2 separate regions of the Homo sapiens genome follow, and region 2 is linked to region 1. Evidence: chromatin contacts called from ENCODE Hi-C or POLR2A ChIA-PET data. All regions are on one chromosome and are shown on one strand. Each heading gives the region's core, a stretch centred on a gene start or an enhancer-like site at or near the end of the contact. The rest is flanking DNA. Distances are from core to core; before and after follow the strand shown. Region 1 holds the start of ZNF730 (zinc finger protein 730). Region 2 holds the start of ZNF675 (zinc finger protein 675).

Region 1 (6,900 bases), core at 2,992-5,491:
GGACATTTGTTGTCTCATCAGAAACAGAATGTGTGTCCACTGCTCTTAACCTATTTCACAAGTTAAAGAGAACTTATTCAAAATAGGTTAAAGAGCATTGCCAGGGTGCCATTACTTTTCTAAATGGGCATCCTTTGATAGGTCTTTTTTCCCCCTGGTTTAGAGTAAATGAGGCAATGGTTAGAAATGTATCCCCTATCATAGGGCTTTATAGCAGATTGCACTGTAAAGGCTATGGTTACACAATAGACTTTAAATTTTTTGCTAAAGTTGTGCTGAATCATATAATTTCTTTGGATTACTTACTGTATAAACAGAAGTGTCTGCAGTTGCTAATTCTTGTAGTTGCACATGGAGAAATACATTGGGTATTACAGAGATGCAGTTGTAGGGGATTAATGAACAGGCTGTTTGGTTAAAATAAGTAGACTATAGCTAATTATTTGATCTATGTAATGTTAGTTGGTGGTTCATGAGGACCCTGGTTAAAAAGCACGCTTCAAACTCTTCGTATTATCCTCCTGGTAGTCAAAATAGTAGTCTCCCTGCTGCATTGTATTCTCAAAAGTTAGAAATGTTTTCATGCAATCACCTGTAGAATATAAAATTGTCTCTCACTAACTGGAATGACAGAAACTCAAAGACATATGTAACTATGATGAAACCATAACCTAGGAATGACATAAGAACAAAGACCCTAAATAATGGAAACAGTGGTACTAAGGCCCTGAGTTTTGGTTACACTGTGCACTGTTGAAAATTTTTTGAACAAAATTATTAGAGGCCATCATTCTGGACTGAGCTTGTGCACTAGGTCCAAACAGACAAAATCAAACTGAAAATTTAAGGAAATAGGTAGATTCTGTAGGTTTTGTTTTTCTTCTGTAAACAGCAGATCTTAACACAAGGGGTTTCCCTCTACTCAAACCTTTAAAAATAATAATAAAATAATAACCTGAATTTCTTGATTCCACTTTACAAAACCCATAGTTCTGCTATTTCACAGTGGAATCTGAGACTAAGTACATTTTTGATGGTGACAGTGTTATCAATGTCTAAAGTTTTGGTCTATCAAAATTTAGAAGATGACCAAAAAAGGAGAAATTGTTTAATTATACCCTAAATCTACCCCCTTTCATGTTTAAGTTTGGTCAATAAGTTTTTTTGTTGTTTTGTTTTGTTTACATAGTAAACTGAAACCTAACTGAATGTGTAAATAGACTGTACTCATTTTTGTACCAACAACTGTGTTTTGGCCAATAAAAGGATGTCAAATGTTCAAACCATGTTTAAATAAGGAAAATCCCAAGCTGTAATCAATCTAGCTGTTCCTGTATTTCACTTCTATTTTCTGATGTCACCTTGCTTCTTCTGTCCATAAATCTTTCACCATCATGTTGCTGTGCTGGAGTATTTCAGAGCCTACTTTGGATCCACAGGCTACTCAATTTGCAAATCCCTCTTTGCCCAATAAAACTCTGTTAAATTTAGTTTATCTAAAGTTGTTTTTCTTTTTCTTTTCTTTTTTTTTTTTTTTTTTTGAGACGGAGTCTCGCTTTGTCACCCAGGCTGGAGTGCAGTGGAGCGATCTCGGCTCACTGCAAGCTCCGCCTCCCGGGTTCTCGCCATTCTCCTGCCTCAGCCTCCCCAGTAGTTGGGAATACAGGCGCCCGCCATCACACCCGGCTAATTTTTTTATTTTTATTTATTTTTATTTTTATTTTATTTATTTTTATTTATTTTTATTTTTAGTAGAGACGGAGTTTCACCGTGTTAGCCAGGATGGTCTCGATCTCCTGACTTCATGATCCGCCCGCCTCGGCCTCCCAAGTGCTGGGATTACAGGCGTGAGCCACCATGCCCGGCCCTAAAGTTGTTTTTCTTTTAGAAGTTTTCAAATGTATTCTCTGATCAAAAATGAATAATCTGTTGTTGGGCTTTGATTTTCTAAACTCATCCCTCAGCTATTTTTCCAAATTATTCTATGTCCTTTCAAAATGTTTCTGCAATTTTTTTGAGATGGGGTCTCATTCTATCACCCAGGCTGGAGTGTAGTGGTGTAATCAATTATGGCTTACTGCGGCTTTTACCTTCCATACTCAAGCCATCCTCCTGCCCTAGTCACAGAGTACCTCGGACTACAGGCATGCAACATCATGCTTGGCTAATTTTTTTTCATGAAGACAGGATTTTACTATGTCGCCCACGCTGTGTTTGAACTGCTGAGCTCAAGTTATTCTCCCATCTCAGCCTCACAAAGTGCTAAGATTACAGGTGTGAACCACCATGTGCTTCTGCAATTTCTTGACAGGATTATTTCCAATAATAAACAGTACTATGTGGGCACAAATCTAAAAAAAAAAAAAACTGTCTTCTTTTGCAGAAGTGTCACTCTCCAGAATTTCAAGGGTCTGTGGCAGTTACTCTAGTAATATAGTTTGATCTATGGAGGTGCCTGAGCTTTGGAGTCAGAATTTATCCTGAGGTTCAGCCCAGCCAATTAGTAGCTTTGGGTCTTTGGACAAGTTTCTTCATGTGAAAGAGTTGTATAAACCACATATGCAAAAAAGGCAGAATGATACTAATTGCAGAAATTGCAGCAATTTTTCATCCCTCCTATATCCTTTGCCACGTGCTTTTTTACAGCCGTTCCCATTGAGATATGGAATCTGTTTTCCAGACCCTAGATACGGCTGACCTTATTTCCTCAGGTCAGTAGAAACCTGTGAACATGACCGTGTGCCAGTTTGGGGCCTAGGCTCAAATGGTCTTGAATGCTTCTGCTTTTCTTTCAGAATGCTGCCCTCTCCATGAACAAAGCACATGTTAGCCAGCTGGAGGATAACATAACATGGTGGGTGGGGAAGAGAAGCAAAGTGCCTCTGTTGACAGAAGCAGAAGCTCACCCCCAGAAGCAGAAGCTTACCCCCAGAAGCACAGCTTCCTAGTCAAGAAGCAGTTGTTGATACATGTCTGAAGGAGCTCAGCTGGGACCAGAAGAATGGCCCCAGTGAGCCCAGCCTAAATGGCTGACCATCTCAATTATTACCTAATAAGTTTTGGATGGTTGGTTATGCTGCAATAGCTAACTAATACATGCACCCAGTGCAGATAGGTGCCATGATTTAATGACAGGTTGATTACTAGTTACCTTCTAACAGTGGGCTCCATAAAGGTACTAATATTTTCCCCTGATTTAAAGTTAGATGTGTTGTAAGATAATGTTGAGTAACGCTGCAATACATGTAGATATGTATGCATGTGATTGGTCCTTAGTCCCCGCACGCACAGGAGAAAACGTAAAACTACATCCTGACACTTAGGGCCAAGGCCAAATAGCAAAATAATTTTGCCTTTAATCTGTTTTCTTCATATCTAACATTGGAGGTCCAGACTGTGGACAGATCTGAAGACATAGAGTTTTCTTCCCCTGTGGCCCCATCATCCTTTGTTCAGTGTCTGATCTCTGGAAGAAAGGTGGTCACCAGATAGTGATCTACCTGTGGTTATTCTGCTTTTTCTTTTCTTTTCTTTTCTTTTCTTTCTTTCTTTCCTTTCTTTCCTTATTTCTTTTCTTTCTCTCTTTTCTTTCTTTCTTTTTCTCTCTCTCTTTCTCTCCTCCTCCCTTCCTCCTTTCCTTCCTTCCTTTCATCTCACTCTGTCACCAGGCTGGAGTTCAGTGGTACGATCTCGGCTCATTGCAACCTCCACCTCCTGGGTTCAAGCGATTCCCCTGCCTTAGCCTCCCGAGTAGCTGGGATTACAGGCGCGCGCCACTACTCCCAGCTACTTTTTTTTTTTTTTTTTTTTGTATTTTTAGTAGAGACGGGGTTTCACTTGTTGGCCAGGCTGGTCTCAAACTCCTGACCTCAGATGATCCACCCGCCTCGGCCCCCCAAAGTGCTGGGATTACAGGCGTGAGCCACCGCGCCCGGTCTATGTTCTTTTGATTTGTGAATATTCATATAGCGTATTATTTATAAATACATATGATCTTACACAAAAGGTTAAAGTCAGTACCCTCTGGGGTGGGCCTGTCTCAGTTCAGGGAGGAAGTCCTGCCCGAAAAGGCTGCAGCCTACGCTGTCACTCTTCATTCAGTCCAGCATCTGATCACATCTGTCACTCAGGGCCTGAGGGGGCGGGGCCTTAAACGTTATCCAATCGGGGACACTGGGCGGGGGGCCGTCCAATCAGGCCCGCAGCTGGAGCAGACAGGGCGGCTTCCGGGATTTGGCGCGGCCTTTGTTTCTCGCTGCCGCCGAAGCTCCAATTTTCGTCTGTCTGCTTTGTGTCCTCTGCACGTAGAAGCCCAGCCTGTGTGGCCCTGCGACCTGCGGGTATTGGGAGATCCACAGCTAAGACGCCAGGGCCCCCTGGAAGCCTAGAAATGGTGAGAGTGCCGGTCCGACATCCCGAGAGAGGGAACGGGGCTGGTTGGAACCGGTGGGAAGCGGCTGTGGCGGGACCCAGGCCTCCCCGCAGTCAGCTTCACAATCTGCGCCCAGAGTTCTTGCCCAGCTCGGCCTCAGTCCCCTTCAGCCATACGATGGCGGCCGCGCTGACAGCCGGGGCCCCGGCGTCCTGTCTCTTCCCTGCACTGTGACTGTGCCCTGCCCTGGAGCCCTCTCTGGGCAGCTCTGCACCCGCAGCGCTGCGTCTCTCCCAGATTATGCAGGAACCAGAGAGGATCGTCAGAGGAGAATCCTGACTCGGGCTGCGGGTTCATGAATGGGAAGAGCTTTGGTCTGTGGCGTTCCCAATTCCTCTTTCCTTCTGTTAAAAATTTATGGGAGTCATCACCAAAATATTAAAGAATTTAATTAAAGAATGATTCTAAAATTGTAGAGCACCCAGTTATGGGGTGTAGCTTGTTATCCATGGGACGGGCTTGAAGGAAAGACTTTCATAAGATGCATGATGCAAAAACCCAAATTCAGTAATCGGTTAGGTACAGTTACATAGTTTCTAAATTTGCACCTTGAGCGTACAAATTTTCTGGTTATGTAATCAGAGCTTAATAGGCAGTTTATAGTTTGTTACGCCTAAATTTTGTTTTCCTTAATGTAGTAATTTACAAAAAAATACATTTGAGTTACATTTTTTTTTAAAGTAGGAATCCAGGCATCGCAGCCACGTACCTCGAATTGCCTGTCACTTAACTATTTTCACACTCCACAGGAGACTGATCTTCTGCATTTTTTTTTCATGTTTCTCAAACGGGGTCTCAAGTCTACCCCTCAACCCCCATTCCTCCAGCCTAACTCTGTCTTGCAGTAAAATACTAAATTTCCAGTTTCTTCTGATTATCCCAAATGCCAACTTTCCCTCTCTAATTCACATTATTATCTGTTTGTCCTTTAGGGTACATTTTTGATACTGTATTTTAATTATTTTTTTACAAACCATTGGGTGGGACATTTAAAAAGATTTGTTTTCTGTTTGTAAATATCGCCCATGAAAATAAACCAAAACTAATTCCCTGACACTGTATTGTAAAAAAATCTCTGTGCCTCTTTTTCTTTTGTCTCCCCTAGGCACAGAGATCTTGTGAAAGTGTTTTGGGGTCAAGTTTGTTTTTTGTTTTTTTTTTTTGTTTTTTTAATTTTTATGGGATGATGTATTCTCAGCCACCCTTTAGTTTTTTCCTGGTCCTGGTTTTCAGTACTGGCTGTGAATAAACCAGGGTACACACCATGGCTATGTCTGCTAGAGTGTTTGATGATTATTAGCTTCTGGGTCATTTTCTCTCACAGGACAACAAGAGGTATGAAGTGTAGTCTCTCAAGAGAGCAGGTGGATGCCCTGGGGCTAAGAGGAATCTCCTGGTGTCTTTGAAAAGCTAACCACTTCAGACATTAACATTGTCTTCACCCAACCTAGCTTCCCTTTCTTAGAGACACATTGCGGGTCAGCCAATCTTATGCGGGTATTGAGGGAAAAACAGAAGTGATTTCTGCCCCTCGGATTCTCTGAGATTCATGGAAAAAATAGTATCCAAATGGCAGATTTTACCTATTCTTTTATTTGGTAGCATTCTACAACCAAATGTTGTAGATAATGGGTGAGTTACAAGATTTATGAAATCATCGGTTGTTATTTTTGCAGGGTAAATTTGTGACAGTGAATATCTCTGTTCTCTATCCTGTTATCTTAATTTCTGAGTTTAATGCTAAATTTTATAAAAAGAAAAAGAATCATCTGCAAACAGAGATTGTTTTAATTTCCTCTCTTCCTGTTTGGATGTGTTTTATTTCTTTCTCTTGCCTGAATGCTCTGGCCAGGACTTCCAATTTTATGTTGAATAGTGGGGGTGAGAGAAGGCATTCTTGCTCCAGTTTTCAAGAAGGAATGTTTCCAGCTTGTGTCCATTCAGTATGTTGGCTGTGGGTTTGTCATAGATAACTCATTATTTTGAACTATTTGCCTTCAATGCCAAGTTTGTTGAGGGTGTTAAACATGAAGGATATTAACTTTTATTGAAAACTTTTTCTGTATCGAAATAATTTTGTGGTTTTTATCTGTAGTTTGTTTATCTGATTAATCAAACATATTGATTTGTGTATGTTGAACAAACCTTGCATCCCAGGGATACAACCTACTTGATCATAGTGGATTAGCTTTTTAATGTGCTGCTGGATTTGGTTTGCTAGTATTTTGTTGAAGATTTTTACATCAGTGTTCATCAAGGATATTAGCCTGAAGTTTCCTTTTTTTGTTTTATCTCTGCCAGATTTTGGTATTAGAATGATGCTGTTGCCAGGAGCAGTGGCTCACGCCATCTCAGCACTTTGGGAGGCTGAGGTGGGTGGATCAGGAGGTCAAGAGATGGAGATGATCTTGGCCAACATGGTGAAACCCTGTCTCTACTAAAAATACAAAAAGTAGCTGGGTGTGGTG
Region 2 (6,900 bases), core at 2,403-4,902, 570 kb after region 1:
TACAGGCACGTGCCACCATGCCCGGCTGATTTTTGTATTTTTAGTAGAGATGAGGTTTCACCATATTGACCAGACTGGTCCTGAACTCGTGACCTCGTGATCTGCCCACCTCAGTCTTTCAAAATGCTGGGATAATAGGTGTGAGCCACCCCACCTGGCCCTTATTCTTTTCCTTAGTAGGATTCTAACAGCTAAACCTTGGAATTCTGTTTGAAATTACCCAGCCATAAACACAACTGACAAATTTTCTAAACTCACTCTGGGAAAGAAAAAGGTAAATAAAAACTTTTAACAAATAGAATATATAATTAAATTTTTTTTTTCTGAAACCCAACTCTTACATGCTCTTTGCACATATTTTCTTCCCTTTCAAATGCTACTAATAAAATGCAATTTACATTTAAAAAAACTAAAGTCACTGACTGGGCGTGGTGGCTCACGCCTGTAATCCCAGCACTTTGGGAGGCTGAGGAGGGCGGATCACGAGGTCAGGAGATCAAGACCATCCTGGCTAACACGGTGAAACCCCGTCTCTACTAAAAATACAAAAAAATTAGCTGGGCGTGGTGGCGGGCACCTGTAATCCCAGCTACTCGGGAGGCTGAGGCAGGAGAATGGCTTGAACCCGGGAGGCAGAGCTTGCAGTGACCCCAGATCATGTCACTGCACTCCAGCCTGGGCAACAAATCGAGACTCCGTCTCAAAAAAAAAAAAAAAAAAAAACTAAAGTCAAAATAAGTGCACTAATCTTTTCAAGGTGACAAACTAGGGAGTGGCAATGCTGATTAGAAAACAGATGTGTTGGCCCAGGGCAGTGGCTCATGCCTGTAATTCCAGCACTTTGGGAGGCCAAGAGGGGCGGATCACCTGAGGTCGGGAGTTTGAGACAAGCCTGGCCAACACGGGAAAACCCCGTTTCTACTAAAAATACAAAATTAGCTGGGCATGGTGGTGCATGCCTGTAATCCCTGCTACTCAGGAGGCTGAGGCAGGAGAATCGCTTGAACCTGGGAGGCGGAGGTTGCCATGAGCCGAGATGGCACCATTGAACTCCAGCCTGGGCAACAAGAGTGAAACCCCATCTCAAAAAAAAAAGAAAACAGGTGTGTCTAATTCATGTGTCAAGTCAGGTCACCAATCACTTGAGAGATTCTCCCACCCCATCCTGCTCACTTAAGTGCTCAATGACCACCCTCTCACTGCACTATGCCTCAGTGACTGCCCCAAGTGCATTTTACTTTGCAAGTTTTTGCATCATTTCACTGAGGTCACTTTTTTTTGTCTTTTGAAATGCTATTTTTTCTTTCACAAATCTTAGACAATTCAGGGGACAGAAATTATCTCTGTGTTTTTCCCTCAATACCAGCATCTGATTGGCTGACCAGCAATATGTCTCCAAGAAATGGAAGCTGGGTTGAGTAAAGGCAATCTTCATGTCTCAAAGGCTTAGTTTTTCTTTTTTTGAGATGGAGTTTCACTCTTGGTGCCCAGGCTGGAATCCAATGGTGCGATCTCGGCTCTCAGCCTCCAAAATAGCTCGGATTACAGGCAGCCACCACCACGCCCAGCTAATTTTTTTGTATTTAGTAGAGATGGGGTTTCACCATGTTAGTCAGGCTGGTCGCGAACTCCTGACCTCAGGTGATCCACCGCCTCAGACTCCCAAAGTGCTGGGATTACAGGTGTGCACCACCGTGCACGCAAGGGTTAGTTTTTCAAAGGAAGAGCGCAGGGGAGAGTCCTATCAGTCCAAGGGCATTCATCTGTTTCCATTGAGAGGCTACACTCCATACCTCAGGTTGTTTTATGAAAGAAAATAACCCAGTAGATTATATTCACTAGACACTCGAGCAGACATAGCCATGGTAGATATATTGGTTTATTCACAGAAACTACTGAAGCCCAGGACCAGAAAAAACTGAAGGTGGCTGAGGCCACATCACCCATAAAGTTTCCAAAGGGAAACCTTGACCCAAAAATATTCTGATACTATCTCTGTGCCTAGAGAAGATTTTTAAAAATGAGGCGAAAAGATTTTTTACAATACAGTATCAGGGAATTGTTCTTCTTTTTCTTCTCATAAAAAATATTTTCAAACAGAAAACGATTTTTTTAAGTGCCATTCAATGTCAAAAAATGCTTAGTTAAAATACAGTATCTAAAGTGTACAATAAAAGACAAATAGTTGATAATGTGAATTAGAAAGGGGAAGCTGGCATTTGAGAATGTGAGAAGAAACTGGAAATTTAGTATTTTACTGCAAGTCATAGTTAGTCTGGAGGAATGGGATGAGGGGTAGGCTTGAGACCCAGCTTGAGAGAACTGTGAAAAATGCAGGGGAAAATCAGTCTCCTGTGGAGTGTGAAAATAACTAAGTAGCAGGCAATTAGACGGAGGTTACTCTAGTCCCTGGGTTCCTATTTTTTAAAAACTCTAACTCAAATGCATTTTTTTGCAAATTACTGAATTGAGGGAAACAAAAATTTAGGCTTAACCAATCATAAACTGCCAATTAACCTCTGATTACATAACCAGGAAATGTCCACCTTAATTGTACAAGTCAAGTAACTATGAACTGTACCTAACCAATTATTTAATTTGGTTTTCTTCATCATGTACCTTTAAAAGTCTTTCCTTCAAGCTGCTCTCATAAAGTCACAAGCTCCAAACCACAGCTGAATGCTCCACAATTTTTGAATCACTCTTTGATTAAATTCTCCAATATTTTTGTGGTGATCCCCATAATTTATTTATTTATTTAACTTATTTATTTATATATTTTTTAAGACGGAGTTTCGGTCTTGTTAACCAGGCTGGAGTGCAATGGCGTCATCTCGGCTCACTGCAACCGCCACCTCCCGGGTTCAAGCGGTTCTCCTGCCTCAGCCTTCTGAGTATCTGGGATTACAGGCATGTGCCACCACGCCCGGCTAATTTTGTATTTTTAGTAGAAACGGGGTTTCACCATGTTGGTCAGGCTGGTCTTGAACTCCTGACCTCAGGTGATCCACCCACCTCGGTCTCCCAAAGTGCTGGTATTACTGACCTGAGCCACCGCGCCCGGCCCTCCCATAAAATTTTAATAGGAGAAAACAGGAACTGGGAACCCCACGGACCAAAACTCTTCCCATTAATGAACCCGCACCCTGAGTCAGGATTCTCCGGTGACGGCCCTCCTGTGGTCCCTGCACAATCTGAGAGAAATGCGGCGCTGCGGGTACAGAGCTGCCCAGAGAGGGCTACAGGCCAGGGCACAGTCACTAGGCAGAGAAGAGACGGGATGCCCCGGGGCTGGCTGTCAGCGCGCCGCCATCTTATGGCTGCAGGGGACTGAGCCGAGCTGGGGAAGGAGAACTCGGGGTGCAGATTGTGGAGCTGACTGCGGGGAGGCCTGAGTCCCGCCATAGCCATTTCCCACGGGTTCCAACCAGCCCCTTCCCCCTCTCGGGATGTCGCACCCGTAACTCTCACCATTTCTAGGCTTCCAGGGGGTCCTGGAGTCTTAGCTGTGGATCTCTCAATTTCTGCAGGTCACAGGCCCACAGAGGCTGGACCTCTAGGAGCAGAGGACACAGAGCAATGAAAGCGAGACCTGGAGCTCCGGCTGCAGCGAGAGACAAAGGCGCCGCCAAATCCCGGAAGCCATCTTGTCTGCTCCAGCTGCGTGCCTGATTGGACGGTTCCCAGCCCAGCGTGCCTGATTGGACAACGTTTAAGGTCCTGACCCTTCAGGCCCTGAGTGACAGAAGATGTGATCAGACACTGGGCTGAGTGAAGACTGATAGCCTGCGCTGCAGCCTTTTCAGCCGGGGCTTCCTCTTTTAGCTGAGCCAGGCCCATCCCATAGGGTATTTGTATTTAACCTTGTGTATAAGGTCATATACATTTATAAATGATATATGGCTACTCACAAAGAAAAATAATATAATAATAATTATTTTAGAATTTCAGACTTTATGACCTTCCTGGCTTCTGGTCCTTTGAGTAGGCAGCCTGAGAATTTTAAAAAGAGGCAATCCTCAAATAAAATGTGAGCCACATGTGAATTTTAAATTTTCTAGTAGTCAAACTTTAAAAAGAAAAAAACAAGTGGAATTGATTGTAACAATCTAACCCAATATATCCAAAGTACTATCATTTTAGTATGAGAGCAATATGAAATTATTGATGAAATACACATATATATGTATATATGTGTATACACACACACACACACACACACACACACACACACATATATGGAACTAAATCTTTGAAAATAACTCTATTTTACCTAACACATTGCAATTCAGACCAGCCACATTCCAGGCACCCAGTAGCCACACGTGGCCAATAGCTGCCACATTAAAATGCAGCTCTGATGTCAGGGGGGTGAAGAAGAGCCTGAACATCCCTTTTTTGCCAGAGGTGAGGGGACAGCCTCTCTCTACCAACATCTCTCTTCAATTCCAAGGAAAAAACAGTTAGTGACCATAGAAAGAACAGAGGACAGATAGAATAAAATAACCACAGGTCGACCTGTGGTTACCTCTGGTTATTTTATTAACTACTGCTGCCCACCTGTTGCTCACCTTAATTCCAAACATCAGACAGTGAACAAAGAATGATGAAGCCACAAAACAAGAAAACTCTGTATCTTCAGATCTGTCCACAGTCTTAACCTCCAATGTTTAGATATGGAGAAAATAGATTAAAGGCAAACTTATTTTGCTATTTGGCCTTGGCCCTAACGGTCAGCCTGTGGTTATCTGTTTTCTCCTGTGGTGTGGTGAACTGTGTGAGTATAAGCACCAATCACACGCAGACATGTCTACATGTATTTTTGCATTATTCAATATTCTCTTACAAGACATAAGACTTTAAGTCAAGAATAAAGGTAATGTGAGTCTTTTTTCTTGCATTGGCGCTACCCACAGGGTGCATCATGACATATTGCTAAGTTCTGCATTCAGGTTATGTGGCTCTCTTCTTTTACCCAGGCCCAGAATATTTTGCACAATAGAACATATTACTAGGCCCAACATATATAAAATGGGAGGCCCTTGCCTGAGCCTTTTTTACAGAGGGCCTTGTGACATATCTCTGCATCAATCACCTAAGAGATGCAACTGTCCATTTTTCCCTGCACTCTGCCCACAGGAAAAATTGTGACTTATCATTAAGCCTAGGTAGCAGGTGATGTGTCTCTCCTGCCTGGGCCTTGAGCCACAGAAAGCATTGTTACCTATTGCTGGGCTCAGCACCCAGGTGATGTGACTCTGCTGCCTGTGTCCTGCTGTCAGGAGAAGGTTGTAACATATTCCTATTTAGGTGATGTGACACTCCTGTCTGGTCCCTGCCCTCAGAAAATATTGTGACATATTCCTGGCCCAAGTATGAGAGTCAACATGTCCTTCGGGAACACTTCAGGACCTTTAACCTTGGGTACATCATCTCACAATTCAGAAGGGCCCTTCCAAACTCAGGAATGAGCAAGTGGCTGTTGGCTGTCTAGGTTCTCCATGAGTTCACATTTATTACTGAATTTATGTCTGCTTAAATATCAGGTTTGTTTCTTCAATTTAGGTGTATAACACTGATAACTGAGGGGTAATCATAGGTAATCTGACTTGAATCACAAAGTTTATTCAAATGGCATATCTAAAAAATTTTAGTACTGGTTTATTTAACACAAAAATGTGTCAGAGGCCAGGCGCAGTGGCTGATGCCTATAATCCCAGCACATTGGGAAGCCAAGGAGGGCAGATCACGAGGTCAAGAGATCAAGACCATCCTGGCCAACATGGCAAAACCCCGACTCTATTAAAAATACAAAAATTAGTTGGGTGTGGTGGCACATGCCTGCAGTCCCAGCTACTCGGGAGGCTGAGGCAGGAAAATCGCTTGAACTGGAGAGGCGGAGGTTGCAGTGAGCTGAGATCACGCCACTGAGACTCCAGCCTGGTGACAGAGCATGACTCTGTCTCAAAAAAAAAAAAAAAAAGTGGCAGAGTATTTTCCTGATGTTCAACTATTTTTGTTTTTCCTGAATTAGCAGTTTTATGAATCAGTGTGTTCTTTAGAATTCTCACAATCCTTACCCAGTCCAAACAATATAATTTTAAAATTATCAGAAACCTGTACTCAACTTGTCTGGGCTATTTTCATCTTTTCATGAATCTCCTTACAGACACAGTACTCTAGGATTTTGCATGTTTTTGAAGTTTGTAGAAACTACATCAGAATTAAACCATTAACTGTAGAAATGACTTCAAATAATTATAAAGAAACAAATGAAACAAACTTATTATGTCTGTGACCTGCAATAACTTATCATAACCATAATTATGACTAATAGCTTATACTCAGATATATAAGATTTTTAGAAATTTCATAATATTATGAAATAAATGTTAATATATATTAAAATAGAAGTTGAAGAAGATCAAACATTATCTTTAATTCAACAATGCTTTTCATGTAATTTAACATATCAAATAATTACGTTTTTTACTCTTTTGGATGTTGCATAGACCCTCTGTAGCATCCAAAAGTTAGGGGTCTAGGCCGTGCCCAGTGGCTCACACCTGTAATCCCAGCACTTAGGGAGGCCAAGGCAGGTGGATCACCTGAGGTCAGGAGTTTGAGACCAGCCTGGCCAACTTGGTGAAACCCTGTCTCTACTAAAAATACAAAAAATTAGCTAGGCGTGGTGGCAAGCCGCTGTAATCCCAGCTACTTGGGAGGCTGAGGCAGGAGAATTGCTTGAACCTGGGAGGTGAAGGTTGCAGTGAGCCGAGATCATGCCATTGCACTCCAGCCTGGGTGAAAGAGTGAGATGCTGTCTCAATAAAAAAGAAAAAAAAAGTTAGGGGTCTAATAATACATAAAATTTGTGTTCAAGAGAAAATTGTTATACTT

The links. A loop is a pair of places that touch in the nucleus more often than their neighbours do. ChIA-PET counts read pairs that join two places held with the same protein, here RNA polymerase II (POLR2A). Pooled maps may share reads with other maps.
Region 2: a loop to region 1 is called in a pooled map, with 6 times the contacts of the local background. The contact joins the promoter of ZNF675 here to the promoter of ZNF730 in region 1. A Hi-C loop is called at or near these places in 1 of 37 single-sample maps with no recorded cell type and 3 of 50 pooled maps. POLR2A ChIA-PET finds 5 or more read pairs at or near these places in 1 of 52 experiments (OCI-LY7).

The regions. Positions count from the first base shown.
Region 1 is chr19:23,112,784-23,119,683 of GRCh38, forward strand. ZNF730 (zinc finger protein 730) reads left to right here and starts at 4,242. Exons shown (of 4, transcript NM_001277403.2): 1 at 4,242-4,393. The coding sequence starts at 4,391.
Region 2 is chr19:23,683,560-23,690,459 of GRCh38, forward strand. It overlaps ZNF675 (zinc finger protein 675), which reads right to left and starts at 3,653. Exons shown (of 4, transcript NM_138330.3): 1 at 3,472-3,653. The coding sequence starts at 3,474. RefSeq lists enhancers at 2,089-3,059, 3,191-3,580, 3,871-3,920.